2 separate regions of the Mus musculus genome follow, and region 2 is linked to region 1. Evidence: chromatin loops called from intact Hi-C (ENCODE). Cell type or tissue: heart. All regions are shown on one strand. Links, peaks and the distances in the headings refer to the core of each region. The heading gives the core; the rest is flanking DNA. Region 1 has its middle 15 kb from the start of H2-T3. Region 2 has its middle 21 kb from the start of H2-T-ps.

Region 1 (15,710 bases), core at 3,776-11,775:
GAGCTCAGATGTGTCTCCCATAGACTGTAAAGGCAACACCCTAATGATCAAATCATCCGGTGTGACAGATTTGGACATGCCTGGTTCACAGAGACGTGCAGAATTTAGACCTTTCAGTGAGTGTGTGGGTGGTTGGGATATTGTCTTCACGGAAATTGTCTGTGAATCTTCTCCTACAGCATGAAGCCTGGCATGAACTGAGTGACAGAAAATGTGTTGGGGTCTCTCCTGTGACATCCAGAGCACTCAGTTCTCTTTCAGCAACAGTGTCTGAATTTCCCTGTGATCCTATGAGCACAATGTGAAGAACTGTGAAGCCCAATCTACGCCTGCACTCTAGGACCCTCTCCCTGCACTGCCTGTGTTCCCTTCCACGGAGGAGACATCTGCATCCTGTCAGCTCCATGCTGCCCTGAGCTGCAGCTCCTCACTTCCACACTGAGAATAAGAATATGCATGTGAACTTGATTGTTCACACCCTTGATCTGACAGGATGATTGACAGGTGTATTAAAGGACTGAGAATACTTAGAGTTTTGGGGAAGAAATAAATGGCAGCATGGAGAACCTTCTGGAATCTGTGTTCTTTATGCTGAGTGTGTCTGGTGGGAAAGAGGAGTCTGTGGGAGCTGAGTGTGAATAGGGCACAACCCAGGTAGGGCTCAGTTGGTTGTAGGCTTTGATGTGGTCATTCCTCAACTCGGGTCACCTTTTGGCTGTGTTCTCTTCATCAATCAATAGAATGACATGCTGACAGGGTCTGTGACCAGGCATGGCCTTGTTGGTCTCCAGGATTATGAACAGCCAGGGCTGCTGTAACAGTGCAACCTGTGCTCTGACCTGGCTGTGGTTCTCCTTCCTAGTTTCTGTGCAGGACCAGAGCTGTCCTAGTTCAAATGATGCGGGTCTTCTCCTTCCCTGGGCTCCTAGAGTAACAGTCTGGGACTCAGGGTCCAGAGATACTACCTGGGGCTGCCTGACTGGTAGAGAAGGAGGTTCCTCCTGCTGCTCACAGAGAAACCAGGGATTTAAAAAATAAAATATCAAATAAAACAGAGGAGATATCAAATAACACAATCTCTTCCCCTTCCTGATTTTAACAGAAACACTAGGTATCTCTTCATTTCACTTACTGTTCCAGCCCTTTCCTTCTTGCTAGCATGAGGTAGGGGGAGATCACCCCCGTGTTTCCTGACTATATCAGAGACTGGATCTCCCGAGGGAGCACCCTTATCTCAGGAGAGTTTGAAGTCTCTTCAGGATGAAAAGAGAGAAGGTTCCTGAAATAACCAAAGTTCCCCCACTGTGTCTGCTTCCTTTAGAGCTATGGCTTCTCTCAGGCTTTGTTCTCTGCCCACACCCAACCTCTGTGACATTTGACTTCAGTGATGCTGAATCTCTGAGCACTACCCAGACAGAAGCAGACGTCCCTTTTTTCCTTTGGGACACATAGCTGCTCCTGGGCACAAGTTCTGGAATTTTCAGAGCATTGTATGTAACCTACTGGGAAATTTGACCTTTGTTCCAGTCATTTCCTTCCCAGGTAGCCTCACTGACACTTCTGGAGTCTTCAGGAAGATTACAAGAGGTCCAAGCTATCCAAGTCTTCTCCTCAGATCCTCCAAAGACACACTCATCATCTCAGGCCTGAAGGTGATGTCACCCTGAGGAGCTGGGCCCTGGGCTTCTACCCTGCTGACATCACTGTGACCTGGCAGTTGAATGGAAAGGAACTGACCCATGACATGGAGCTTGTGGAGACCAGGCCTGCAGGGGATGGGACCTTCCAGAAGTGGGCAGCTGTGGTGGTGCCTTCTGGGGAAGAGCAGAATATATACTTGGCATGTGTACCATGAAGGGCTGTCTGAGATGGGGTAAGGAGGGTGTGGGTGCAGAGCTGGGGTCAGGGAAAGCTGGAGCCTTCTGAAGACCCTCAGCTGGTCAGAGTTGAGAGTTGCGATCATGTTCACTTTCCCCATGTCCTTACCCTTCTCTTCTCAGAGCCTCCTCAGTCCAGTATGCCCACCAGGACCATTGTTGGTGTTGTCCTTGGAGCTATGGTCATAGGTTTAAAGAGCAGAAATGTTATGATGTGGATGAGAAAGAACAAAAGTATGGAAGAGTCTGTGGCTAGGTGCCTTATGATTATAAACCAATACACATAGACTATATGCACAAGATTTCCCATCTCTGGGTCTATTTGCAGACACTCACCTTACAATAAAAGACAGATTCATAATGGTAATGGGAGGATCTGCAAAGGATTCTCAATGACCTCTCAGAGGTCAGAGGGCAAGGCTCATGCTAAACACTACAGATCTCCAGGCTGGCCTTGGTTCATCCCTTGCATATAATGTCCATGGCCCAGAACTTCCTTGGTCTCTCATATCTTTTTTTTTAAGAGGTGGAAACAGAGGCTATGACCCTGCTGCATGTCAGAATGTGAGGGAACAGTTATCCTTGAGGCACTCGGGGTGGAATCTTGGCTGAAGGTTCTTCCTCCAGCCCCACCATTGGTCTCCTGACAGTGTCTTGTTACTTCTACTGCAGGTAAGGACAGTTCCTGACTTATCTCTGGAGACTTGAAAAGGTGAGACCTGTGAGCCTGGGATTGGGGCTGAGGCAAACTGGAAAGGACTGAGTCACTGGGCCTCTCAGATTTAGACCTTTGAATGAATGAGAGGAGGGCCTTTGAGATGTTTTCATATTGATTGCCCTGACATTGTTCTTCATCTTGGGACAGCTGCCTTCTGGGACTGAATGACAAGTTCTGACTTCTGAACAGTGAAATCACTTTGGGCAGCGGTGTCCAGGGGCTTATTCTTTTCCTGTGCACACAGTCGAGAGATCTGGAGAGCAGAGCCCACTCACACACACCAGAACTCTGTCCCTACACTGGCAGTCATCCCTTCCACAGCTAATCTTCCTAGTGCAACAGACACTGGGGACATCTACATCCTATCAGTTCCATGCTGCCCTGAGCTGCAGCTCCTCACTTCCACACGTAACATAAGAATTTGAATGTTAACTTGATTGCTCAAATCTTTAACCTGAAGGGTTGAATAGTGAGTATATTAAGGGACTGAGACTACTTGGAGTGCTGTGGAGGAAATAAATGGCAGCATGGAGGACCTTCCAGAATCTGTGTTTCTTGTGCTGAGTGTGTCAGGTGGGGCAGGAGTCCTCTGGCATCTGTTTGTGAATGGGGCTGTGCTAGGTGGAGCTCAGTCCATGTGCACGTCCTTGCTGGTCTGGTCATTCCTCAGCTATACATCCTTGGAACTTGTCACTTAATAGAGTCACTGGATGACAGACTCTGATCATAGGAACACAGGCATGGCCTTAGCCTTCTCTTATGACCAGGATTATGAGCCCCTAGGACTGTACCAGGCCTGTTGTGCAGCTGAGAAACTGACATTACCAGTGAAGAAATTTCTGGAGAGTGGTGCTGAACACCTTTAATCCCAACATTCAGGAGACAGACAGGAGAACCACTGATTTCCAGGCCATCCTCAACACTCAGGGTGACACAGAAAAAACCCTGTCTCCAAATTGGGTACCTGGGATCAGGGTATCCCTGTGTCCAGCCTGACCATGCAGATTGTAGGCAGAATGTAGATATTTGAGGTTTGGATTAGAAGAACAGTTGCATGCATGAAGCAAGGCTTAAAGAGCCAAGCTAGTGGAGGCCTGGGAGGCAGAGCTGAGGGCAGGTTGACCTTTGTGGGCCCCGGTAATGAAGCTTAAAAGGGGAAGAATATCAATAAAGTGGTTTGGAAACTCATTCTTGTATTGTTTTGGAGAAGACAGTGGCTGTTTTCTGTCCTTGAGCAAAAAGTCTGTCTGAAATTAAATCAGAGAGTTTTAGATTAAGGGCTTGGCAGAGGAGATTCAGGAGAGTCTAGTCTTGCCTGTGTTGCTCATTTATTAGTGGCCACTCCCATGCACCTGTCTAATGGAAATGAGCAGGGTACATAAGGAAAATGCACAAAGTACAGTTTGAAGAGAAAAGAACCACTAAGTAGTGCTCAGAGGAATAACGTTTAAAGAAAATCTACTGCTAAGTGGAAGAAAGGGACAAGCCACACACAGCTATGCTTTCAACCTGTAATTGAAAATTAAAGAAAAGCTTAAACAGTGAAGAAAACCACCAAAACCACAAAACTGGTCAGGAGATAAATGAATGTGGGGGCCAGGTTCTAGCTCAAGCAAGCAGCAGAACTTGGCAGCTTTATTCTGGCTTATGGAATCTCCCTATGTTTGTGTGTCCAGAGTGTCCCTCCACAGAGGCCCAAAGAGGCCATTGAGCAAAGCTGGGAGAGTGAATCCTGGATTTCACTGGAGATCCCAAGATTGGGAGATGCCAGTCTTCCTGTATTCCCACGGAGAGCTGCTATTATGTGTGAACCAGCCTGAAAGAGCTGAAAGAGCCAACACAGCTGACAGGAGCTGGAAATCTGGAGAGAGTTTTGGCAGCAGACATGGAGATGAGTTTGCAGTTTGCCCAGCTGGTTTTTAGTCTGTGATCCAGGGTTTCCTCTCTTTGCTCTTTCCCTTCCTTTTGAAACACAAATGTACATCCTTTACCACTGTATATTTCAACTATGCGACCTGGTTTTATTTTCTTTAGAGGGGTTGCAGTAAAGAGATTGTGTCGAGCCTCAGAAGAGAGTATAAACCTTGAAGTTTTAAAGTGTTGAGACTGACAGGCTATGCAGACTTTTGAAGGTGGACTGAGTTCCTTTTACATTCTGTTATGGCTACACTCCTATGGGGCCAGGTAGTGGAATATGGTAGTTTGAATGAAAATGGCCCCCATTGGCCTAAAGACTTGACTGCTTGGTCATTAGGGACTGTCACTATCCAATGGATTAGGAGATATGTCACTCAGGGTGGTCTTGGAAGATTCCAAAGCCCAAGACAGAAACTGCCTGAGGAACCAGATGTGGAACTCCCAGCTACTGCTCCAACCCCATGTCTCCCTAGATGCCAGCCTGCTTCGCTCCATGAGGGCAATGGACTAAACCCCTGAAACTGTAATTAGGTCCCAGTTAAATGATTTCTGTTGTTGTTGATGATGTTGTTGTTGCCATGATCCTGGTGTCTCTCCACAGCAAGAGAACACTAAGACACAAGTTGACTTTAAAAAGATATTGTAAAGACCTCTCAGTGAAAACTGAGAAACTTGTATCTTCTTTTGTTGTATTAAATTTTAAGCTGTTTTTTTTTTTAACTAACACCTTGCAAAAAGAAGATCACTAAATGTCCATCTGACTCACAGGCTGCTGGAGTAGCATTGTAGTTAGAGTGGGTATTCACAGATTTGCAGCTCTGCCCTTGATTCCATCCTCTCAGGTGGTCAGGACCTGCTATCTCCCTTTTCCTGACAGAGAGAGACTGATAGTGTGGTCATGTTCTTGTATTGGATCATGAACATACTGCACACAATCTGTAATATTCTATCATTCTCTCTCTCTCTCTCTCTCTCTCTCTCTCTCTCTCTCTCTCTCTCTCTCTCATGGCTGGCTCTAGGTAAGTAAGCTGCTCTTTCAAGAGCAGTCTCAAGAGAAATCTAGATAAATAAGTGACAGAGGACTCTTGGGGACAGCCAGCAGGAACCTGAGTCCTTTCCAGCTGCCATATGAGGAAACCTTATCTCATGTGACCCCAGCCCTAGAGAAGCCTTGAGAAAACACAGCAAGAAAACAGGACCTGGGAGAGCTCCTGAGCCAGGGTCACCAGGGACTCTTGATGTCACACACTGTGGGAAGTATCAATAGTGTGCTGTCTCCACATGCTGAGCTTGGCTGCTTTGCTACAGTGCAGCAGATGACTGAGAAGTGCAGTTCTCCAACAATCTTCCTGGGGAATTCAGAGAACTCTGAGCTAAATCTACAGTGCCTGAAGAGGAGGAATTATCCTAATCTGCATTTCTTTTTTTTTTTTTTTTTTTAAAGATTTATTTATTTATTTATTTATTATATGTAAGTACACTGTAGCTGTCTTCAGACACCCCAGAAGAGGGTATCAGATTTCGTTACGGATGGTTGTGAGCCACCATGTGGTTGCTAGGATTTGAACTCGGGACCTTCGGAAGAGCAGTCGGCGCTCTTAACCACTGAGCCATCTCGCCAGCCCCCTAATCTGCATTTCTATCTGCACTAAGCTATTATAAGGCAAACTTCTTAGCATTTTATTTCAATTATAAGTGTTCGAAGCAAAGTCTTAGTCCAGCCTAGGTCAGGGGTGGGCAATCCCAGGGCCCTGGATTCCCCATCTCCCCAATTTCACTTCTGCTCTTAACCTGGGTCAGATCCTTCTCCAAGACACTAATGAATGACCTGCTCTCAGATCTCACCCCCATTAGATAGCAAGATCTTGGGAAACCAGCCACCTTGGCCAAGGGCTCTGGTTGTGAAGTCCTGGCAGATCTCAGAACTCAGACCCGCCCTGATTGCCAGATGGGGGCAAGTGCAGCGAAAGCTGCTTCTGCTACAGGCGACCTCCCTGGCCCGGACCCAGACCCGAAAGGGTGGGTGCGGGGTCAGGAGGGAAAAGGCCTCTGGGGGCATGGGCGGGCCGGGGACTGCACCGGGGAAGCCGGGTCCCGGCGTCGCCCACCGGACCCTCCGCCCCTTCTCGACCCGCGTCCTGAGCCCCGCGCTCTGCTCCCTTCCCGGCCCGCTCACCAGCCCGGGGTCTGGGGAGGAGGTCGGGGTTTTACCGCGCGCCGCCTCCAGGCTCACACTGGATGCGATATTTCTCCACTGCCATGTCCCGGCCGGGGCACTGGAAGCCCCTGTACATGGAGGCCGGCTACGTGGACGACACGCAATTCGTGCGCTTCGACAGCGACGCGGAGAATCCGAGATATGAGCCGCGTGCGCCATGGATGAAGCTCCAGGGACCTGAGTACTGGGAGCTACAGACAAAAGTCGCAGAGGGCCATGAGAAGAGTTTCCAAGTGCATCTAAGGACCCTGCTGGGCTACTACAACCAGAGCAAGGGTGGTGAGTGACCCCATGTTGGAAGTCACAACCCCTCCTCTCACTCAGGGGCCAGGAAGTCCTGGGGCCCAAGTCCTAGGAGCTCCCAGAACTTGCGGGACCTGCTGGGACCCAAGAACCACTTTCACTTTTAGTTTAGGAGATTGCTAGGGCGCAAAGGGCGGGCGGGGCTGACCGCGAGGTCCCACAGGCTCTCACATGTTCCAGAGGATGTATGGCTGTGACGTAGGGTCCGACGGGAGCCTCCTCCACGGGTACTGGTAGTACAGCCTACGAAGGTCGCGATTACATCGCCCTGAACGATGACCTGAAAACATGATTGGCAGCAGACAGGGCAGCTCTCATCACCCCAAACAAGTGAGAGCAGGCTGATGAGGCAGAGCATTACAAGGCCTACCAGGAGAGCACTTGCATGGAGTAGCTCCAGATACCTGGAGCGCAGAAAGAAGACGCTGCTGTGCACTGGTGCAGGGGCTGCGGGGTGGGGGTAGGGGGGCAGCTCCTCCCTCTGCCCTTGGGCTGGGGCTCATTGCAAAGCAAAAAGAAACCATCACCTGGGGTGATGCCCTTATCTCTTCTTGTTTTTACATATTTATCTTTTTTTCTTTAAGTGACAAAAAAAATCACACATTGAAATTAACCAGAACAGAAGTGATACATCTCAGTGAATTTCTATGCAGTTAGAATAGCCATTCTGAACCGCTGAATATTCACTTTGAATTATTAAATATAAACCCAGTACCAATAGGCAAAGAAAAAAGAAAGAGGAGGGAGGGAGGGAGAGAATCCAGGACAGAGGTAGAACTAGAAAACAATTGGCTTCTTACCCTGTCTCATACCTCAAGGTGATTATCTGCATTCTGCCTCTTCTTGTCTCTCAATATTTACCTTTCTTGTTTCCTTTTGGCCATGTTATACTACACATGTATACAATTGGATACATTTATACATATGTTTTCTGCTATATCCCACACTTGAGGAAAGCTATGTAATTTTCTTCCTGTCCTTGTGTAACCTCAATAACACTATATATGCTAAGTTCACCCATTTGCCTTGGTTGTTTGTGATTACATTGTTTAGAGCTGAATAGTATTCCATAGCCTTGACATTTCATGTCCAGCACCTCTACCACATGCCTTTGATTTTGCTGTCTATTTTTGGCCAGTTTCAGCCTGTTCCTGTCATTAGAGCTCTGCAGTATAACTTGAGGCTGGGTGAAACACCTCCAGTTCTTACTCCTGAAACTGGCTCTGAGTGGTCTTTTAAATTATTTACTAAACATATCAAATTAATGAGAGTCTAATAGTAGTGCATTAAGTCTGTAGGTTACTTTGGTAGAATGGCCATTTTCACAATATTACCTCTGCCAGTCCTGGAGCAAGGGCTGTAGGTCCAGCATCTGACATCCTCCTAGGTGATTTCCTACTACAGCACCTTGAAGGTTGCAAGGTAGACTTCTATCATTTCCTTGATCTGATAGATCCCTGAACTCTTAATTCTTTGAGAGTTATTTTGAATGGCATGTTTCTCCTAATGTCCTCCTCTGAGAGTGCACTGTTGTACAAGTGAAGGCTACTTTTTTTTTTCATTGATTTTTGTGTCCTCTAAACAATAAGTGTTTCTTAGGTCCAGGCGTTTTCGTGCGGCTCAACTGAGTTTTTATTTAAAGATTCCTCTTGTTTGGAAGAATTCATAATGTGGCTTCATCCTTTCCTATATTGATCCCTTTTGTGGCTCTCTTTTGTCTAATTTTGAAGCAAATATGAAATTATCATTGTCTCAAGGGAGATACCAGAGAATGGCATCCTCGTCTGATTCTGACTTCAGACAGAAGAACTCTGGCTATCTTTCTTTTGACACAGCTTTCAATTCTCTCCCTCTCTGGCACATGAAAGGAGGAGAGTTCTCCTGGGACTCCTCACCCTTTATCAGGAAGGGGTCTCGCTTCTCCCAAATCTCAACCTTCTCTCAGGACAGCTCAGAGTGAGTCTCAGGAGGGGAGGAGTCTTTGTGAGCCTTGGCCTTGCTCAGGGCACATTCTCACCCTCCATACCAGATCTTTGGAGTCTGACTCCAGTGATGGTCAGCTTCTGACACACCTGGTCAGGAAAGAAGTAAATTTTCCTAGTGAGCACCTGTAGTTTCTAACCATGGCCTCCTTAACCCAGATCTAAAATTTCCAAATGATAAGATTGTCCAGAGTACTGTGTCTAAGCTATAGAAGAGGGATTTTTACCTGTACCACACCTGATTCAATCCTGACTCAATCCATCCCCAGGGCAGTGTCATGGGCATAGCTGGAGGCCCCAGAAGAAAGAAAAAAGCCTGCACTCTCCAACTTTTCTCTTCATATCCCCCAAAGGCAAAAGTGACCCATCATGCCAGACCTGAAGGTGGTGTCACCCTGAGGTGCTGGGCCCTGGGCTTCTACCCTGCTGACATCACCCTGACTTGGAAGAGACAGGAAGAAGACCTGACCCAGACATGGAACCTATAGAGACCAGGCCTTCAGGGGACGGGACCTTCCAGAAGTGGGCAGCTCTGGTGGTGCCTTCTGGAGAGGAGCAGAGATACACATGTCCTGTGGACCATGAGAGGCAGCTTGAGCCACTCACCCTGAGATGGGGTAAGGAGGGTGTAGGTACACAGCTGGGGTCAGGAAAGCTGGAACTTTCTATAAACCCTGGATAAGGTTGTGGTTGATGGCAGGAGACATGACCCTCACTTTCCATTCCTTGCCCTTTCCTTCCCAGAACCTCCTCAGCCCATCATCTTCATTAGAACCATTGTTGGTGCTGTCCTTGGAGCTGGGGTCATCTTAGGTTTTATCATTGGTGGTGTTAAGATGTGGATGAAGAAGAAGAGAAAGGGTATGGAAGGGCTGCTACTTGCTTCTTTCACAAGGGTGCACTGTAATTATGAAACAGTGCACATATACCATATGTACAACCTTGCCATCTCTGGATGTGTGTGCTGACACCCATCATACAGTAAAGCACATGAAAAATGAAGGAGAGAGTAATAACCCTCTGGTGTTAATAACTACCCTCTGGTAGTAATAACCTTCATGGTGGAGGTGATCCACACATGAATCTCTGCGGTCAGAGGTCAGAGGTCAGAGGCTTCCTTCACAGCACTGCAGATTTCAGGCTGCCATTGGTTCACTCCCTGCATAACTCCCTCCTCATGCCTCCTGGACCTTCCTCCATCTGCTGTTATTGTTCTGGAAATTTCCTGGGACCAGGACTTCCCTGGTTTCTCATAGTGTTTTTTCTCACAGGTGAAAACAGTGGCTATGCTCCTGGTACAAGCTGAGCTGAAGATCAGCTGTCAGCCTCCTGACTATGCCCCCTTATTTCTTGTACTGCAGACAGGCACAGTTCCCAGACCTCTGACTTGTCTCTGGAGCCTTGAAAAGGTGACACTTGGGGTCCTGAGACTGGGGCTGAGCAAACTGGACAGGACTGGGTCCCTGGGCCACTCAGATTTAGACCTGTGAGTGAGAGGTGGGCCTTGGCCATGTTTAAATATTGACTGTGCTGACTCTTGTTCTTCATCTTGGGACAGCTGCCTCCTGGGACCAAGTGACAAGATCTGACTTCTAAACAGTGAAATCACTTTGCGGAGCAGTGTCTGGGGGTTTGTGCTTTTCCAGTGCACACAATGGGAAGACCTGGAGACACCAGCCCAACCCAGTACACAAGGACTCTGTCCCTGCACTGCCTGCCATCCCTTCCTCAGCCAACCTTCCTGGTCTAACAGGTACTTGGGGACATCTGCATCCTGTCAGCTCCATGAGCTGCAGCTCCTCACTTCCACACTGAACATAAGAATCTGAATGTGAACTCCAGGTAAATTAAGGGACTGGGACTACTCAGAGTGCTGTGGAGGAAATAAATGGCAGCACGGAGAACCTCCCAGAATCTGTGTTTTCAGTGGTGAGGGTCACGTGGGACAGGATTCCTCTGTGGGGTCTTGTGTGACAGTGAGTCTCAGGGAGCCCTTGTGGGAAGCTGTGAAAATATCACCTGGGGTTTTCTGGAGAACCCAAGATATGGGAGATGCCAGTCTTCATGTACTGCCAAGGAAAACTACCAGCCGGTGTCAGCCTGCCTGAGGGGGGAGAAGTGCATGGCATACAGCATGGCTGACAGGACTTGGAGATGTGGAGAGAGCTTTGGCATCAGACGTGGAGATGTGGGTTACAGACTGCCTGGTTTTTAGTCTCCCATCCAGTATTTCCTCTCTTTGCCCTTGTTCCTTGTGGAAAAAAAACAAATGTACATCCTAGGCAACTGTGTGGTAGAAGTGTGTGACCTACATCTTGATTTTCTTTCTAGAAAGGTTGCAATTAGAAGATTGTCTTGACTCTCAGAAGAGACTATGACTTTGGACTTTTAAAGTGTTGAGACTGGCAGATTATGGGGACATTCTAAGTTAGACTGAGTACATTTTGCATTATGATATGGCTACAAGTCTAAGGGTCCAGGTAGTGGAATATGGTAGTTTGAACAAAAATGGCCCCCATTGGCCCATAGAATCCAGTGCTTGGTCATTAGGGAGTGGCACTATTTAAATGGATTAGGAGGTGTGCTCCAAAATCCAACCAGTCCAGAAGCTGTCTTCCTGCTGCCTGAGGAACGAGATGTAGAATTCCCAGCTACCTCTTTGGCAAGTTGGCTGACTGCATGCCAAAATCCTTCCCATGTAATTAGAATGACCCAAACCTCTACAACTATAAAGTAGCCCCATGGAATGCTTTCTTCTATAGGAATTGCCATCATCATCCTTTCTCTTCCCAGCAACAGAACAATGACTAAGACATACGATGAACTTTTTAAAAGAACAAAAAAAAAAAAAAAAAAAAAAACTTAGTGGGTTGAGAGATGGCTCAGTGGTTAAGAGGTTAATAGCACTGGCTACTCTTCCAGAGGTCCTGAGTTCAATTCTCAGCAACCCCTTCCTGGCCCACACCCATCTGTAATAGGATCAGGTGCCTTCTGCTGGTGAGTCTGAAGACAGCTACAGTGTACTCATTAAATAAATAAATAAATAAAAGCCTTTAATCCCAGCACTTCAGAGGCAGAGGCAGGCAGACTTCTGAATTTGAGGCCAGCCTGGTCTACAGAGTGAGTTCCAGGACAGCCAGGGCTATACAGAGAAACCCTGTCTGGTGGGTGGGGGGAACCTCATTTTGAAGATCCTTTTGAGAAAACCTGAGGAACCTGTATCATCTTTTGTTGTATTAGAAGTTACCTTTTTTAAAAAAAAATCCTTACAAAAAGAAGATCTCTAAATATCCATCTAACTCACAGGATGCTGAAGAAACATTGTATCTAGAGTGGGTTGTAAAAGTATCTTTTATTGTCTTGTTGTAATTGTTGTCTGGGAGACTTACTTCCTCAATCTGCTAAAATAGGGCTAGTCGTGTAAACCTCTGGCCTCCATGTAACCCAATCTAGGCTTAGAATGTTTTCAGCCTCTGAGACTAACTCACTATTGCTGGCTCTTTCTGAACTCTACCTGGCTGGATCAACTCAGCTGTTCAAGCTCAAAACTCCTCTCCCAGATGAAGTACTCAATCTGGATTTTCTCTCAGCTTCTGAATTGCGCTGCTTGGCTAACACGAACCCTGGCCATCTTTTCTAATCTTCTGACTCCTTCTGATTCTCTTGCTCTTGCTGGCTTTCCCTGTGTCTAGCTTGTTCTCTCTCCAATCTGACTCTGTAGAATTCTCCTGGTAACACTGCCTCCTTCTCCCTCTCTGTGCTGCTCCAGTCTCCCTCTCAACTCTACTGCCCTGCTCTCCAGGAACACCACTGTATCCTGTACTGCCCTCTCCTCCTCCTGTACTGTCTGACTCCCCCTTAAGTAGCTTCCCTTTATTCTCTCTTCCCCTGAGAGTTGGGCAGATCCTATTCAGTCAGATCTCTCTCCAGTTTGTCACCTTTTCTGCCACTCTATTACACATCACTTGCAAACAGGAGTGCTTCGTTCTACAACCTCACTCCACCTCCATTCTGTAGGATGAAAGATGTGTTCCATAATGCCTTGGATCTAGGCTTTTCTTTACCTGAAACTTGCTCTATACCAGCTGGCCTTAAACTCAGAGATCTGCTTGCCTCTGTCTCTTGGAATTGAAAGCATGTTTTTATTCCTGAAGGATCTAACAGACTTAGAAGGTCTTTGGATATGATCTCCTGCCAGAGCAGCCATGTTCTGAATTGAATTTTCTCTACAATGGGCTTTCACAGGTTTCAGACTCTGCTACCTCCAACCTCTTGGGTGTTCAGGGCCTGCTCACTCCCTTCCCCTGATGGAGGAAACTGGAGTGATGGACTGTGATCTGGGACTGGATAATTAGCATTTTACACATAGTTATTCTATATCTCTCCCTTCTTCCTATTCTACTTTGTCTTCTCTCTCTCTCTCTCTCTCTCTCTCCCTCTCCCTCTCCCTCTCCCTCTCCCTCTCCCTCTCCCTCTCCCTCTCCCTCTCCCTCTCCCTCTCCCTCTCCCTCTCCCTTTCCCTTTCCTTCTCTCCCTCTCTCCCTCTAAAGGTTGGCTTTAAGGAAGTAAGCTGCTATGTCTAGCTAGAGCAGTCTCAAGAGAGACATCTAGGTAAATAGGGACAGAGGACTGCTGGGGACAGAGAGCAATAACCTGAGGCCTTTCCAGCTGCCACATGAGGAAACCTTATCTCATGTGACCCCAGCTCTAGTGAAGCCTTGAAAAAACACAGCAAGAAGAAAACAGGACCTGAGAGAGCTCCTGAGCCAGGGTCACCAGGGACTCTTGATGTCACACACTGGGAAGTATCAGTGCTGTGCTGTCTCCAGATGCTGAGCTTGGCTGCTTTGCTTCAGTGCAGCAGATAACTGAGAAGAGCAGTTCTCCAACAATCTTCCTGGGGAGTTCCAAGTACTCGGAAAGCCACAGCTTTCATAGAAGAGAATTGTCCTATCTCCAATCTTCCCTAAGATACTCTAAGGCAACATTCTTATATTCTTATCATGGTATTTCAATTTTAAGTGTTAGGGCAAATTTTAGTCCCCAGGTGAGGTCAGGGGTGGGGAAGCCCAGGGTTGGGGATTCCCCATCTCCCCAGTTTCACTTCTGATCCTACCCTGTGTCAGGTCCTTCTGCCCAGATGCTGATATAGTGCTGGCAGGTCTTGCCCCAAAATGGTAGTGTGATCATGGGGAACCAACCAACCTTGCTGTGGTCACAGGTTATACACTCCATGCAGCCCGCCAGACTCAGATGCGCCCCGGCTCCCACAAGGGGGCGATGGCGCCCTGCATGCTGCTCCTGCTCCTGGCTGCCATCCTGGCTCAGACCCAGACCATGTGGGTGAGTGCTGGGTTGACAGGGAAATGGCCTCTGTGGGGAGGGTCCAAGGCAGCACCAGGGAAGCAGAGTCCCTGCTTCACCCTCCAGACCTTCTGCCCCCTCTCCACCTGTGTCCTGAGCCCCTCACCCTCCTCCCCTCTCAGCATGCTCACCCACCAAGGGTCCTAGGAGGAGTTCTGAGTGTCACCTTGCATCCCCCAGGCTCACACTCCCTGAGGTATTTCCACACTGAGATGGCCAGGCCAGGCCTCAGGGATCCCTGGTATATAGAGTAGTCAGCTATAAGAAAATCTGCTACATGGACGGCTAGGACATGGATACTCTGAGATATGAGCTGCGTGCATGGTGAAGGGAACAGGTGGGCCCGGATTGTTGAGAGATAGATATGCAAAGAGGGCTGAGGACAGCCAGGGAACCTTCAGGCTCTGTTTGGCTACTACATACAAAGTGAAGAGGCTAAGTTTCTGCGAGTCAGAAGCCAAGTCCCCAAGGGTTCTAAGGTTCTGCAGAAACGGAAACCATGAGGGGTCTCCCATTTATTTTAAGGAAGGACACGGGAGGGTGGGGCTGCTGATTGAGGTTGAACTTTGAGGACCTAGCCAAGCTCTCACAACATCCAAGCTAAGTCTGGCTGTGATGTGGATTGGAACAGGCACCTCCTTTGCAGGTATGAGCAGTTTGCCTAGGATTGCCACAATTACATCACACTGAACAACGATCTGAAAACAAGGACAGCGATGGACACAACACTCATCCTGGATGGCAGTACTCATCATCCAGAGAAAGTTGGTGGAGGCTGGTGAGGCAGAAAGATACAGGACCTACCTGAAGAGCCAGTGCATGGAATCACTCCTCAGACACTTGGAGCATAGGAAGGAGGAACTGAGGGGCACAGGTCTCAAGGGCAGCTTCTCACTCTGCCCTCAGCCTCTGGCTCAGTCCCAAGGAAAAAGAAGCCCTCAGTGTCTGAAAGTGAACAGCTCCAGGCCAAGCTGGGGCCCAGTTGTTTGTGGGCTTTTTCATGTGCAGGACTAAGCCTGGTCCTATTCAGAGACTGCTGGTATATTTCTTCTTTGGGGTCCCAGTGTGTGAAAGCCTGGAGCTCGGGATCCAGGGACACTGTCTAAGGTGGGTGGGAAAGGAGGCTCTGCCTGCTGCTGTGGGAGGAAAGTTGTAAGAAAAGCCACTGCACACCCCAGGATTAATCCCAGGATTGGGAGACAGAGGAAAATGATTCTCTAATGTCTAGCCCAGTATGGGCATAGTGAATTCAAGGGCAACCAGAGCTACATCGAAAGATTCTGTTTCAAGGAAACAAACAAAAAGCAAAAAACAACAAACAAAACAAAAAC
Region 2 (15,710 bases), core at 2,889-10,888, 110 kb after region 1:
GAGTTAGGAAATGATCCTTGGTCTAAAAATCTGGGAATGCAAACTTTGAAAAGGTATCTACCACAGCTTTAGATCAGCAGCTGCATACTGCTCATTTTGTTAATGATAAGCATAGGAATATTTCCATAGCCTTGCCAGAGCTGCATATTATAGATAAAAATTGGAGGCAAAAGTTAATGTCTTAGAAGTAGTAGTCTTAGCAATAGGGCAGGACATAGCAAATATTAAGGCTAGAAAGGCAGAAAATTCAGATATTAACAGAAGTCACTTGGACAGTTGGAACATTGATGAATGGCCAGAGATTTAAAAAACAACCTAAGTGCATTGAATCCTCTGGATTGGGTTCAATATATAATCCTACTTGCTATTATTATTATTGGCATTATTTTATTAGTAATCATTGTTTTCACTCATCTTTAGAGCACTCCTGAGATCTGTAGCTACAACAAGGCGGAACATTCCAGAACTTCGGGAGAAATATAAAAAAGAAAGGGGAGAATGCTACGCACACTCCAGTGAAGTTTGATTGGCAGGCCGAAAGGCCTGGGAGCTCTCAAGGGGCAAAGAGTTTCACAGAAAATCACCTCCTGGACTTTGGTGTTCTCATAACCTGTATACTCATAACCTATCCCCGAGTTAGTCTGGTGTATGAATCCACATGCTCTCTTTTAGTATTATTTTATTATAAGTGCCTTTTAAGATTGAATTCTGACATAGCTAAGCCTTCGCCAGTGTTCCAATGTCCCAGAAAATCCTTGAAGCCGACAAAATTGGAATTCAGTAGGAATTCAGTGAGAAGGTTACCTATTCAGTAACATTCAAATTTACTTCTAGTAGAGACAGTGAAACTAATTAGGCATTCCAAAGAACAAGCTAGAATAGCTCAGGGCTAGAATGCAGAGTGTTTACTTGGGGCAGTAGCCAGTCTTACCCAGACAAGGGAATTCACCATGACCTAGCAAATAGGTGGGTTTACCATAAGAAAGTTAGGAAATACCACTGAGACAGGTTTCTTCACTAGGCCCAAAGAAATCAGGCAGGACTATGGAGCATAAATAAATTTTATGCCTCGATCCGGCTATTTTTATTATATAATCAGGGGAGAATTCTTACCCAGCCTGAAGTGGACTGGTAAAAACCTTGTAGTCACTGAGGTGGGGCCACCTGCGGTGCAGCTTTCTCACTTGGCTGGCTTCTTTTGAAGTGACAACTGTCCTGAGATTCTACTCCCTGCTGAGAGGCTGAACCTGTCTTCTGGAGATGGTCCTGAGGTAACTGACTACCTGTGGAATTGGTGACTTACTGCTAACAGCTCTGGAGGACTAGTGCTAACAACTTGGCAACAAAACATCAAGAAGCCTTGCATGGCAGGGGATGGACTTCCCCACTTTATAAGCACAGACTGCTAATAAACATTGAGCTTTGAACAGGTTCCAGTGGATGTATGGCTGTGACATGGTGTTGGACAGGAACCTCCTCTGCGGGTACTGGCAGTACACCTACAACAGTCGCAATTACATCACCCTGAACGATGACCTGAAAACGTGGACTTGGTGGACATGGCAGCGTTCATCACCCCATGAAAGTGGGAGCAGGCTGATGAGGCAGGGCATTACAAAGCCTACCTGGAGAGCACCTGCGTGGAGTGGAACCACTGATCCCTGGAGCTCCGGAAGGAGACGCTGCTGCGCACAGTTGCAGGGGCCGCGGGCAGCTCCTCCCTCTGCCCTCGGGCTGGGGCTCAGTCCTGGGGAAGAAGAAACCCTCAGCTGGGGTGTTGGCCCTGTCTCTTCCAGTTTTTACATATTTATCTTTTTTTTTTAATGACAATAAAAATATCACACAATGAATTTAGCCAGAACAGAAGCAAGACATGTCAGTGAATTTCTATCCAGTCAGAATAGCCATTCTGAACCGCTGAATATTCACTTTGAATTATCAAATATAAACCCAGTACCAATAGGCAAAGAAAAAAGAAAGAGGAGGGAGGGAGGGAGAGAATCCAGGACAGAGGTAGAACTAGAAAACAATTGGCTTCTTACCCTGTTTCAACCCCAAGGTGACTATCTGCATTCTGCCTCTTCTTGTCTCTCAATATTTACCTTTCTTGTTTCCTTTTGGCCATGTTATACTGTACACATGTATACAATTGAATACATTTATACATATGCTTTTTGCTATATCCCACACTTGAGGAAAGGCTGTGTAATTTTCTTCCTGTCCCTGTGTGACCTCAATAACACTATATATGCTAAGTTCACCCATTTGCCTTGGTTGTTTGTGATTACATTGTTTAGAGCTAAATAGTATCCATAGCCTTGACATTTCATGTCCAGCACCTCTACCACATGCCTTTGATTTTCCTGTCTATTTTTGCCCAGTTTCAGCCTGTTTCTGTCACTAGAGCTCTGCAGTATAATTTGAGGCTGGGATTGAAACACCTCCAGTTCTTACTCCTGAGACTGTTTGACTCTGAGTGGTCTTTTAAATTATTTTCTAAACACATCAAATTAATGAGAATCTAATACTAGTGAATTAAGTCTGTAGGTTACTTTGGTAGAATGGCCATTTTCACCATATTACCTCTGTCAGTCCTGGAGCAAGTGTTTTAAGTCCAGCATCTGACATCATCTTAAGTGATTTCTTACTGCATTACCTTGAAGTTTGCAAGGTACACATTCACCTCTACCACCTGATTAAGTCCATTCTCAGGACAGTTTTATGGACACTGATAGAGGCACCAGAAGAAAGAAAAATGCCTGACATTTCTAACTTTTGTCTTCAGACCCCCAAAGACAAAAGTGAAGCATCATCCCAGACCTGAAGGTGATGTCACCCTGAGGTGCTGGGCCCTGGGCTTCTACCCTGCTGACATCACCCTGACCTGGCAGTTGAATGGGGAGGAGCTGACCCAGGACATAGAGCTTGTGGAGACCAGACCTGCAGGGGATGGAAACTTCCAGAAGTGGGCAGCTCTGGTAGTACCTTCTGGAGAGGAGCAGAGATACACATGCCATGTGGACCATGAGAGGCTGCCTGAGGCCCTCACCCTGAGAAGGGGTAAGGAGGGTGTGGTTGCAGAGCTGGGGTCAGGAAAGCTGGAACCTTCTATAAACCCTGGATAAGGTCAGGGTTGATGGCAGGAGACATGACCCTCCCTTTCCCTTCCTTGCCCTTTCCTTCCCAGAACCTCCTCAGTCCATCATCCTCATTAGAACCATTGTTAGTGCTGTCCTTGGGGCTGGAAAAGATGTGTCAGGGAGCAATCAGGCCTGGTGACCCTCCACCCAACACAGAGCAACCAGGGCTGGTGACCCAGCAAAGCCTGCCCAGGGCACAGCTGTGCTCACCATCAAGCCTGGCTTTCCTGGTATTCTTCCAGCCAAGTCTTCCCTGCTGCATTGCCTCCCCTGTGACACACACACCCCTGCTGTCCCTAACTCCCAGTGCCCACCTCACCATGACAACATGGAATACCTTCCTCCCCTCAGAGCTGCTCATCCTGCCCATGCCCAATCAAGGCTTTGGCCTCCTTCACAAATGCCACCAGACCCCCAAATTAGGGAGACAGCAACTCCACAATGAACTCCTAGAGAGAAGTGCAAGCACACACAGGGTCAGACTCCTGGGAGCAAAGGACCCTCATTTTGGACAGTGATGTCTAATGATCTGCCAGGCAGCAGCCTCTGTGAGCCTTCCACTCTAGGTGGTGATGTCACAAGGTGCAGGAGATGTCCCCAAGGATTTCCTCTAGAACCAAGAACCAATAAGCTGGCCAATCAGGCAGAGCTCACAAGCTGTAGGGACCCCTGTGGGAGGAGCAGCATTACCATCAGCACCCCCGAGCATCATGTCAGAGTTATTGATCAGAAACACAAGCTGCTCCTTCCTGGAGGAGAACTCTGCAGCCACTAGGAGGACAAAATACTGCACCTTCACCTGCATAATCCAAAGGAAAGCAGCAGGTTAAAAAGCTAGGACACAGGTCCCCTCCTCCTGCTGTCAAGTCTGTCCAACCTAGCCCCACCTGGAGCTGCTCCAGGAGCTGCAGAGTGCATTCCTGCATTCCTTGGGGATGGATCAGTCCTAGGAACTCCCAGAGCTTGCTGGACCCCCTGGGACCCAAGACCTGGGACCCACTTCCGCTTTTAGTTTAGGGGATTTCTAGGATGCCAAGGGCGGGCTGGGATGACTAGGAAGACCCGCAGCCTCTCACAGGATCCAGTAAATATATAGCTGTGACATGGGGTCAAAGGGAAGCCTCCTCCAAGGGTACTGACCAGTTAAAATAGGGAGCAGGATAGGAAGCAGAATTAACATCAGAATACAAACAGCACCAGGACAGCCCACAGCAGGACACTAAGCTTGTTTTCTGCACAGTCCCTCTGCTGTTAGACAGAGGAGCTGATAAGCACTCCTTCAGGAGAGGCTGCATCCCCACACTCCTGTGACACCTAGGGCCCTGCCTGGGGAAAAGCAGGCACAGAGGACCACCATGTGAGAAGTGTTGGGAAGAAGAGGACTGGCACCTGAGCTCACACTCACAGCTTACCCAGCACATTCCACAGGAGCTGTGCACACGCACAAGGCTTACAGGGCAGAGATCTTATGGATAAATGTTTGCCTGCTCCAACAGGGACCCATGCATGCAGGGATAGAGATACCTTAGGGTCTCATATTCTGCTTTCAGGGCACCCTGGGCCCACTCCTGAAACAGAGCAGGCTGGAAAATGGCTCAGGCTTTGTCAGATGGATCTAGACACAGGCTGCCATCACTGCCTTCCCAGAATGATTTCAGGTCACTGAACATGAAGAGCACTTCCCTCAGTGTACCACAAAATGGGGAGTACCAAAGGAGAGAGACATGGGGTCCCCTCCACACTCTTCTACCTCAGTCTGGACTGATGGTGGCAGATGCTGCTGCTTAATTCTTGACATTCTGAGGTCTTTGAATAAGCATGGCCCCTGTAGGCTCACATATTTGAAGACAGTTGCCAGGGAGTGGGGCACTTTGAAAGGATTAGAAGACATGTGAGGGGTGGCCTTGATACAGGAAGTGCTTCACTGGAAACAGGCTTTGAGGTTTAAAATCCCATGCCAGCCCAGTCTAGGTCTGTCTGCTGCCTATAGAACAGGATGAGCTCCCAGCTACTGCTCCAGCCCCATGCCTGCCTGCCTGCTTGCTGCCATGCTCCCCACCATGATGAGAAAGGACTAAGCCACTGACATTGTAAGCAAGCCCTGATTAAAGGCTTTCTATTTCAGAACTGCCTTGGTCATGGTGGCCCTGCACAGCAATAGAACAGTGTCTAAGACTCATCCTATCATTTCCTACTCTCTGTCATCTTTGTCTCCATCCATCCAGCAGTCACCTCACCTAGAAGCAAGATGGACCCTAGTGCTCATTAAGACAGACCTGTCCCTCTCCTGATGTCACTCTCCAGCTCAGCTCTGACTCCTCAGAGCAGACCAGGCCTGTGGTAAAGCTAGAACCACCCACATTCCAGAACCAGGGGTCTCCCAGCCTCCCTCAACACCAGCAGCTAAATCTTTACCAGCCACAAATGGGACACATTACCACTGTTGCCCTCACCCACTTTCTCTTCCATTCTTGCTCAGAAGGTGTCTTTTTATAGGACCCTCCATATACAGTAAATCTCACTTCTGAGCTGTGTTGGGGGTGTGATTTTTGAGGCATTCCTTGGCTCTCTGAATGACACAAAAATCCCAAAACCTAACATTGGCACCATGGTTTGGTAGGCTGTCTGCAAGCCTGTGCACCCCTTGGAGGACCAAAGCTCTTCAGGGACTTTATCCCTTATCTCCAGTCCACCCACAGCAGACCCACTTTCTGGCCCTCCATCATCACCAGCACCTGGTGAGTGGCCCCTCTCTCTCAGTTGGCCCCAGTGCTTCCCTGAGTCTTGGTACTCTAGGAGGTGGAGGGACCCATCCCTGCTCTGGACCTTTTCCCCTCGGTTGGGTTTTATTTTGAGCAATACTTTTTTTCTACTACCTGCTGTCTCTCTTTGTTCTCCCTGTGCCTGTACATTGTGAGTGTCCTTGCCTCCCACACATAGAGTAGAATGTGGGTGATTCTAGGATTACCAACAAGGCTGGTCTGCTCTGAAGAGTCAGAACAGAGCTGGAGAGTGATATTGCATAGCTATGGAAATTCCCTCTACAAGAATTTGGTTTTATAACCCTCTCTCTCTCCATCTCCATGGAATCCGGTTTTATTACAACATCTTAGCCTTAGTACAGATGAATGGGCAAAAATTTGGTGCAATTGATTTCCAACATTTCCCAAATAATAGCAACTGCCACTGCATATAGAAGTGATCTGAAAGCTGAAGGTTGGCAGCCCCATAGGAGGAACGACACTATGAACTAACCAGTACCCCCAGAACTCCCTGGGAATAAACCACCAATCAAAGAAAACACATGGTAGGACTTATGGCTTTAGCTGCATATGTAGCAGAGGATGGCCTAGTCAGTCATCAATTAGGAGGAGAGGCCCTGGGTCCTGTGAAGGATCTATGCCCCAGTATATGGGAATGCCATAACCAGGAATGGAGTGGGTGGTTGGGGAGCAGAGGGAGTGGGGAGGGGATAGGGGATTTTTGGAGGGGAAACTAGTTAAGGGGATAATATTTGAAATGTAAATAAAGAAAGTATCTAATAAAAAATATATATATTTATAAAAAGAACTGATCCCCAAATGTCTTATGTCCAAACTTTCTCCACCCTGTACTTTCTCTATATTCCATTCCTAAAAGTATTTTATCTCTACAATTTCTGTTTTGCTCTCAAAAACTCTCTTTAAAACTATGGTGTAAACTAAGACCCAATTTATAAGTTCATTGGGTATATTTTAAAATTGATAAAGTATATAACAAAATTTGGCCTTAAACTTAAGGGTTATAACTAAAGGGTTATAATTAATATTCATAACAGGTACTCTTAATTTGCTGCAATGCAGTGTATTTGACTCAACTCTATGTGTAGTTATATGTAACTTGGATTCAAATTTTTCTATTGCCAAAAACCTAGGAAAGATATAAATGGCCAAAATGGGGAACCCTGAGAGTTAGGGTTTGGGCAGGTGTTGCTTCTCCCCTTCCAGGTGAATAAAAGCATCCAACAAAGGAATCTGGAGACCACTGGGCAAATGAAACAGCTGAAGAAAAAGATGGTTCATCAAGAGAAAATGTCCCAAGAAGAGGAGTCACCTGGCCAAGTGGTATCGCCCACCTCCATCTTGTCTCTTCTGCCCTCTACAGACAGAAGTGGCAAATGGTCTCTATATGATCTGAATTCAATTAAACATTAAAACTGGCTTTGGGGTTGGAACATAGGTCTCCTTTTCTAAACCCACACATGCTTGTTAAAGGAAATTCCAAAATCTCCATCTTGGGTCAGAAGAACCACTTTGTATAGGACAGAGAAAAACAGAAAATAAGGGACTATTCTATTGCCACCAATCTCATAATCCTTTGGTTTTCATTTACTCTATAACACTTTTCTTAGGGTATAAATATTACCTCAAATTCTATATGAATATTTTGGATACACAAACTCTCTGTTATCATACCAGTAGTCATACAGGGTAGGAATTGATTCTATAAATGACCTTCATCTTGCTTCCTGTGTGTGTTTACAGGTTTCAGTCTGAGCAAGTAACTAGAAACAAGGTTTGTGTACCTCTAATGTACTTAAGAGACTGTGGCTCTAAAAGCGTTCTGAGATGTGCTGACTATAGCATTAAAAATGAATAGGTTTTTTAGAATTCCTAAAAGTAATCTTTTAGGTTTCTAAGAAGAAGGATGACACAGCCCACTGACTGTAAATTCACCTGGATTGTGTTAACACTAACTACTGGGATAAACTGCCCCATGCCTCTTCTGCTGCCAGGTCCTGTGCAAACAGTGGCACCTTTGGGTTGACTGTTATGTTCTACATAGACAGGATTGATGCTAAAGTGGCAAACACCACCCAATGATCAGCTTCAGACTACAAACTCCTCAGGATATTCAAATTCCAGAGTTCATAGGAAACTGACATGGACATTGTATAGAACTCTGAACTCAAAAATACTGAGTCCTGAGACTGCAAATTCAACCATGCTGGACATTGTGGGAAGCTTGGCAGAAATAGCTTCATTATTGAAAACAGTTTTACTGTGTTACACTTAAAATCTTGATTTTTTTTTATCTAGACAAGAAGATGGGGATATTGAAATAATATGTGGATAATAGGAATCAGGAGTAAATTATTCAGTATGTTTTTATATACCACTTTGCATTTTGATACAAAATTTTTGGAGATTGTTACAAAATTATATTAGCTTACATTGGCTTGGATCTTTGTATATTGAAACAAAATTGAGGTTGTATTTGATTACTTTCCTGGCCCACACCCATCTGTAACAGGATCAGGTGCCTTCTTCTGGTGTGTCTGAAGACAGCTACAGTGTACTCATTAAATAAATAAATAAATAAATAAATAAATCTTTTCAAAAACTCATTTTGCTGGGCAGTGGTGGCACAAACCTTTAATCCCAGCACTTGGGAGGCAGAGGCAGGCATATTTCTGAGTTTGAGGTCATCCTGGTCTACAGAGTGAATTCCAGGACAGCCAGGACTATACAAAGAAACCCTGTCTGGGTGTTGGGGCAGATCTTTTTGAGAACACCAGAGAAACTTGTATCACCATTGTTGTATGACAAGTTACCTTTAAAAAAAAATTAAATCCTTACAAAAAGAAGATTTCTAAATACCCATCTAACTCACAGGATGCTGAAGAAACATTGTATCTAGAGTGGGTTGTAAAAGGATCTTTTATTGTCTTGTTGTAATTGTTGTCTGGGAGACTTACTGCCTCAATGGGCTAAACTAGGCCTAGTCCTGGAAGCCACTGGCCTCTGTGTAATCCAATCTAGGCCTAGAATGGTTTCAGTCTCTGAGACTAACTCACTATTGCTGGCTCTTTCTGAACTCTACCTGGCTGGATCATGTTCATTGGTAAAACTGAGTGACTGGGATTAAGTTTTTAAAAACAACAGACCATGAAAACAGATGTTTTAAGACAGCAACCATGTGGCTCTCCTTCATCTTGGTTGATGATATAATCGATATGGATGTTGCCATATGACTGGCAGCCATCCTTACTAAGCTTAAAGAGTACATGCCATGTGAGTTCACCAACATCATCACTTCACCACATGTCACCAAATAATAACCGTAAAAATTTTTGTCCTCATGAGATTTCTATATAACATTCTATCTCTTTATAGACTAGAGAAGTACCCACAACTCTCAAGTATTTCTGATTGGCATATATTTTTGTATGAAGATAAAAATGTAAGGTTACATTTGTTACAACATACTGCATATGTGATTCAACTTTGGTTTAGAATATAGTGTATGTGATAATAAAAATGTAATTTTCTAAGGATCTACTTGAATTACCAAACACTGATATAAGATGTATGTCTATCCTGCTATGTCTTTGCTAACTGCTCAGCACCCAGGTGCTATAAAATGTAGATAAGCACAACACATGTTTGATGAATAAGGATTGCATTTTATTCTAACATTTTATGTTATGAGCATTGTATGCATTCATGTCTTTGTGATTGTGTCAGATCCCTGGAACTATAGTTACAGACCATTGTGAGCTGCAGTGTGGTTGTTGGGAATTGAACCTGGATCCTCTGGAAGAACAGGCAGTGCTCTTCACTTCTGAGCCACCTCTCCAGCCAGTTATATTTGAATAAGGAATACTGATTAATACGTTTTATATTTCTAAGATCTACTCAACTTGACAACAATAATTGTCGAGCTTTTTGTCCTTGCTCATCTTGTCAAGGTTTATCTATTTTGAGAAGCTGAGTCATACAAAAACTATTATTCTATAATGGTAAACTATAAAAGATACCAGTCTCTTATGGACTACAGTTCAAGGCATTTGTGTTTAATTTAGAGGATAAAGGATCTTCAACTCAAATCACTAAGGCTCAAACTTAACAGAGACAAAGTTATAAAATCTTGGGGCTGGAGAGTTGTCTCAGTGGTTAAGCACACTGACTGCTCTTCCAGAGGTCCTGAGTTCAATTCCCAGAAACCACATGGTGGCTCACAACCATCAGTAATAGAACTGGATGCCCTCTTCTGGTGTGTCTGGACAGCTACAGTGTACTCATATAAATAAATAAATCTTTTTTAAAAATCTCAATCTTATGTAAGTTACTGACTCACTGTACACTGTGGAGGACAATTAACACATTCAAGTTAAGATCAGGAACAAGGTTTAATTAGCCTCCGGTGTGGTTCCTAAGTTAAGCCTAAAACAAGTTACTAGAAACAGGGAAAGTTTGTTCAGTGTAGCTATCCTTAGTAGCTAACAGTCCTCAAAACTTTTCAGAGATCTGCTGAATATGGCATTTTAAATGATGGAAATAGCTTACTAAGACAGACAAAGACCCCCAGCTACTAGAAGTGACCCCCAGGTCTTCACAGATGATGATGGGGTAGAGAAGAACTCCACTTGGAGCTTGCTTTAAAGGTGACAAAGCCAGACCGCCTGGGTGAAAATCTGCCTTTCATCTAGTCTGTCACCAGGACCCTGGACAAACTGTGGACAACTGGGGAGTTGATTGTCTTGCTTTGGATCTTCTGGACTGGGCAGAAAAGACAGAGTGATGCTTCCCTGGGTCCTCTGTTCCCAATAAAATCAGTATACCACAGTGGTTGTCTAGGTAACAGATAAGTCTGTCATTTTTAATAGATTTGGAAGTTGCTTGGTCTGTACTTCCTGCTTTCTCAGGAGAAATTCATCCTTCCCAGATCTCTGATGGTGTGGACTAGGGAGAGCTTTGTCAGTTTCTCAGCAAGCAACAGCACAGGCTTCAGGTGCTTCTCAGTTCTCTTCATATGTAAAACTCATGGACACTCTCCTAGAGTTGCTACTGGGTCTCCACACTGATCACAGTGTTACCAGGTTCTAAGGAGAGAAAAATTCACAAACAGATTTCAATGTAACGTTTTACTATTTCTTTATGTAAAGGAAGTTGTTTTACCAGGATGTTTGCTCTCAGTAACCAATCTCTGACATGTGAGTTGTGGTGAATAATTGGATAGAAAAAACTGTAGAGTTTATGTAACTTCCAAAGATATGAAATGTTAAGTACGTTACAACATTCTTAAAAGTGTGCTTTCAGATCTGTGAATCATATTTATAAAGGTCAAAAGGGTGTTTTTAAAGTTTTAAGGTGTATAAATTGTAAAGATATAAGAAAGTGATTTACAATGTATGTAAAAATGAAAAATGTTTCAGATTTCTTCCCTCTCTATGCTATTGTTATATTAAGATCTAAAGAGTTCAGAGTTTTAACATTAATCACTGACGTTCTGATGAGTTATTGATCTAGTTATGATAATCAGTGATTGCTATTGTCACAGTCACAAGCTCAAGATTATGAATCTCCTATGGTTGTCTCTAAGTATAGACTTAAAAGGGCTTCTCATTGAGCTAAAAACATCTGTCCAATCTGTATATGCCCTATTCATGCTTTTACCTCAAACCCCTCTTTCAGGGTCTCCAAGCTTTTACTATGACTCAAAGGCACAAGTCTGCTGCCTTTTCTACAATGAGAAGTTCAGTACAGAATCCACAGTGGTATGTTTACATGTCTAAAATTTATCTCATTTTATAAACTTAAAAAATTCTTTTAAGGTTCAAAGAAACTACTTGAATCCACCTCTCATGATCAAAAGGACTGCAGAGAAGAACTGTCAATCAACAGCCTGTTTCATCTGCTGCCTATTCAGCTTAGTCCTAAGGGTGGGGTTATCCTCTCCTTTTCTGTGGTCTTGGGATGCCCCACCCCCACCTAATAGGCCTAAAAGTTTAAAATGTTCAGCTAAGGAAAAAAATTTATTCTAACCTCCTTAACTTTACCTTCTGATCCTTATATATACAGATATGCTTCAGTAAAATGCTAGCTCCAGGTGTTTCCTCAAACTCTGCATGCCAGACGGCTTCAAAGCACCTGCCCTATGATGCCCCAAGAATGACTGCATCTGAGGGCTGGTGAGATGGCTCAGCTGGTAAGAACACTGATTGCTCTTCCAAAGGTCCTGAGTTCAAATCCCAGCAACCACATGGTGGCTCAAAACCATCCATAAAGAGATCTGACTCCCTCTTCTGGAGTGTCTGAAGACAGCTACAGTGTACTTACATATAATAAATAAACAAACAAACAAACAAATCTTTAAAAAAAAAAAGAATGCATCTGCATTCCCCAGCTGCAGATGGCCCTGCAGAGCCTGGACAGTGAGGGAACAGCATGCTTTTTTTTGAACCTAGACAGCATCCAGCTTTCTTGGGTCCCCAACGATGTTGACACCACCACCACCCTAGACAACAGAAAGCCGTCTAAAGAGCACAGTAACCCCATTTATGCCTCACCAGTCACCTCTTTCTATTTTCTCACCTTATATAATAAATAAGAGGAAGGGATGTCTGTCAGCCAACAACCACCCACATTCCAGAACCAGCCTGCTTTCAGCCTCTCAGTGCCAGAAGCCACACCATCACCAGCCACCAAATGTGACACATTTTCACTATGGCCACAAGTTGCACACTGTTATCCAGCCCAGGTCTCCGCAGCCCCCTATTTTTTTCTCTTCCAGCCTGACTACCCACCCCCAAAATCTCTCACATGCACTCTGCTGTGGTGTGTGATCTTTGAAAATCTCATGGTTCTCTGATCCATGCAAGAACTGTAACAAGCCCACAGGGTCAGCCCTGAATGTTTCCCCAGCTGGGCAGGTGTCTGTTGGAGCAGGACCTGAGCTGCATGAAGTCTGAGCAAGAAGGGAAATTGTCAATGTCCAAAGAGTGGAAGAGCACTTCTTCTCATTTCTTTTTAATTTTATGTCTGTCTTTCTGTCTGTATATCTATAAACTACCTTCCTACCTAACTACATACCTACCTACCTCTCCTCAGTCTCTCCAAAATCAGATTACCCTGTTCTGAGGTAATAAACTGTCCCTATTTCTCTCCTCATCTCCTCCCTTGCCCTGACTTTATCAGTCTCTCCCATGGTTATATCAACAGCATCAACCAACAGGCAAGGAAGAGACAGGTCCTCAGGACTGAGGGGCAGGAATGGAGTTGGAACCCACTGGGCTCCCATTCCTTGCATTCCAACTGTTTTTCCATGGGGTTCCATCCACAGGGCAGGTCCCTGGCTCAGCTCAGGGGGAGGAACTCACACATCCTCCTCCCTCAGCTCTCACTGAGTGACCCTGCACCAGGAGGCTGTGCTGTTTGCATTTTGTCAACTCCACACCAGCTGAGACATATATAAGAAGAGGATCCTGAATTGAGAAATTGCTTCCATCCAGGATGCTTTTGAGAAAGTCTATAAGACATTTTTTAATTATTGTTAATGATCATTATGGAAAGGCTCAGCCCACTGGAGGTTGTCTTGGCTGGTGATCACGGATTGTATAAGAAAGCAGGCTGAGCAAGCCATGAGCTGCAATGCTATTATCACTGGTCCTCATGGTCTCTGCTTCAGTTCCTTGAGAATCCTCTCTCAAGGTCCTGCCCTGAATCTCTTCAATGGTAGACTGTGATGTGGAAGTGTAAACTGAAAGAAACTCTTTCTTTTTCAAGTTGCTTTTGGTCATGGGGTTTTATCACAGCAATGGAAACCCTCACTAAGACACAGGTGCACAAGGGCTTCACTCTGCTCCCTGCAGACACCACCCTCTCCTGCAGTTCAGCTCCTGCCCCTCCCTTGCCCTGGAGCAGCACCACTTTATAGCTCCTGGGGATCTGATGCCCTCTCTGACCTCCTGAGGTAGCAGGAATTATCTGGCAGGTCTCATCTCCATTGGGTGGCAGGATCCTGGGGAAGGAACCAACCAGCTCCTCATTGGCGGGTGCAAGTTATAAAGTCCATGCAGCCCTAGGGCCTCAGATGCCCTGTATTCCAAATGGGGCAATGGCGCAGCGAACGCTGTTCCTGCTGCTGGCGGCCGCCCTGACTATGATCGAGACTCGCGCGGGTGAGTGGTCGGGAGGGAAACGACCTCTGCGGGGAAGGGCGGGGACGGCACCGTGGAAACCGCGTCCCTGAGTCGCCCACCTCCGCCCCTTCTACACCCGCATCCCGAGCCCCTCACCCTGCTCCCCTTCCTGGCCTGCGCACCCGCCCGAGGTCCCGGGAGGAGGTCGGGGTCTCATCGCGCGCCGCCCCCAGGCCCACACTCGATGCGATATTTCGAGACCGCAGTGTTCCGGCCCGGCCTCGGGGAGCCCCGGTTCATCTCTGTCGGCTACGTGGACAACACGCAGTTCGTGAGCTTCGACAGCGATGCGGAGAATCCGAGATCTGAGCCGCGGGCGCCGTGGATGGAACAGGAGGGACCGGAGTATTGGGAGCGGGAAACACAGATCGCCAAGGACAATGAGCAGAGTTTCGGATGGAGCCTGAGGAACCTGATCCACTACTACAACCAGAGCAAGGGCGGTGAGTGACCCCGGGTCGAAGGTCACGACCTCGCCACGTCCCGAGACAGGGGCCGGAGATGTCTCAGGTCCCAAGTCCTAGGTTCTGAAGCAGAACCTACCCAGGACTGGTTACCCTTTCACTTTTGAGAAGTCCGCGGGTGGGCGGGGCCGGGGCGGTGGGCGGGGCTGACCGTGGGATCCTGCAGGCTTTCACACATTCCAGCGGTTGTCTGGCTGTGACATGGGGTTGGACGGGCGCCTCCTCCGCGGGTACCTGCAGTTCGCTTATGATGGCCGCGATTACATCACCCTGAACGAAGACCTGAAAACGTGGATGGCGGCGGATCTGGTAGCGCTGATCACCCGACGCAAGTGGGAGCAGGCTGGTGCTGCAGAGCTATACAAGTTCTACCTGGAGGCCGAGTGCGTGGAGTGGCTCCGCAGATACCTGCAGCTCGGGAAGGAGACGCTGCTGCGCACAGGTGCAGGGGCCGCGGGCAGCTCCTCCCTCTGCCCTCGGGCTGGGGCTCAGTCCTGGGGAAGAAGAAACCCTCAGCTGGGGTGATGCCCCTGTCTCAGAGGGGAGAGAGTGTCCCTGGGTCTCCTGATTCCTCATCACAGTGACTGCACTGAGTCTGCCAAGGCTCAGCCTTCTCCCTGGACAGTGCCCAGGCTGTCTCAGGAGGGAAGGAGAGAATTTCTCTGAGGTAACAACAGCTGCTCCCTTCAGTTCCCCTGTAGCCTCTGTCAGCCATGGCCTCTCCCAGGCTGAGTTCTCTGCCCACACCCACTGTGTGTGGACACTGACTCCTGTCCTGCTGAGTGTGTCAACCCTTACACCTCAGGACCGGAAGTCGCCTTACCTGATTGGAAACATGGACTCCCCTACACTAGGCTGGTTGCCCCAGTTTCTAGAATTTTCAAAGAATACATTCTCCCAGATCTCTCGCTGTCTGTAACCCAATTCTTTCTATTCCTACAGTGCTGAATGGTCACATGGGCCCTTATGGGCTACCCTGGAGGAATATAAATTGTGGAATTCCTTTTTCTTTCTTCTCTCTTTTCTTTTTCTTCTTTCTTTTTTCTTTAATTTTTTTTTTGAAGACCTTATTTTGCTTCTAGTCAGTTTTTGTCTGCACTGGAGTGATCCTGTTTCTCCCTGCCCTCCTATTATCATTTGTAT

What was found. Peaks named below come from ENCODE experiments on the same cell type or tissue, not always from the same donor. Only the 100,000 strongest peaks of a DNase experiment are listed, where the experiment ranks them.
Region 2: a loop joins it to region 1, with 3 times the contacts of the local background. A loop is called at or near these places in 6 of 42 quality-filtered maps.

What each region holds. Positions count from the first base shown.
Region 1 is chr17:36,197,090-36,212,799 of GRCm38, reverse strand. It overlaps the pseudogene Gm5682. Among named protein-coding and RNA genes, the nearest start is that of H2-T3, 15 kb to the right of the region's middle. In heart, for the core only: no CTCF peak of the experiment used is centred there; a DNase peak (open chromatin) is centred at 7,179; H3K4me3 peaks cover 1,178 bases; H3K27me3 peaks cover 5,300 bases.
Region 2 is chr17:36,082,532-36,098,241 of GRCm38, reverse strand. It overlaps the pseudogene H2-Bl. Among named protein-coding and RNA genes, the nearest start is that of H2-T-ps, 21 kb to the left of the region's middle. In heart, for the core only: a CTCF peak has its summit at 7,295 (motif pointing left); no DNase peak of the experiment used is centred there; H3K27me3 peaks cover 846 bases.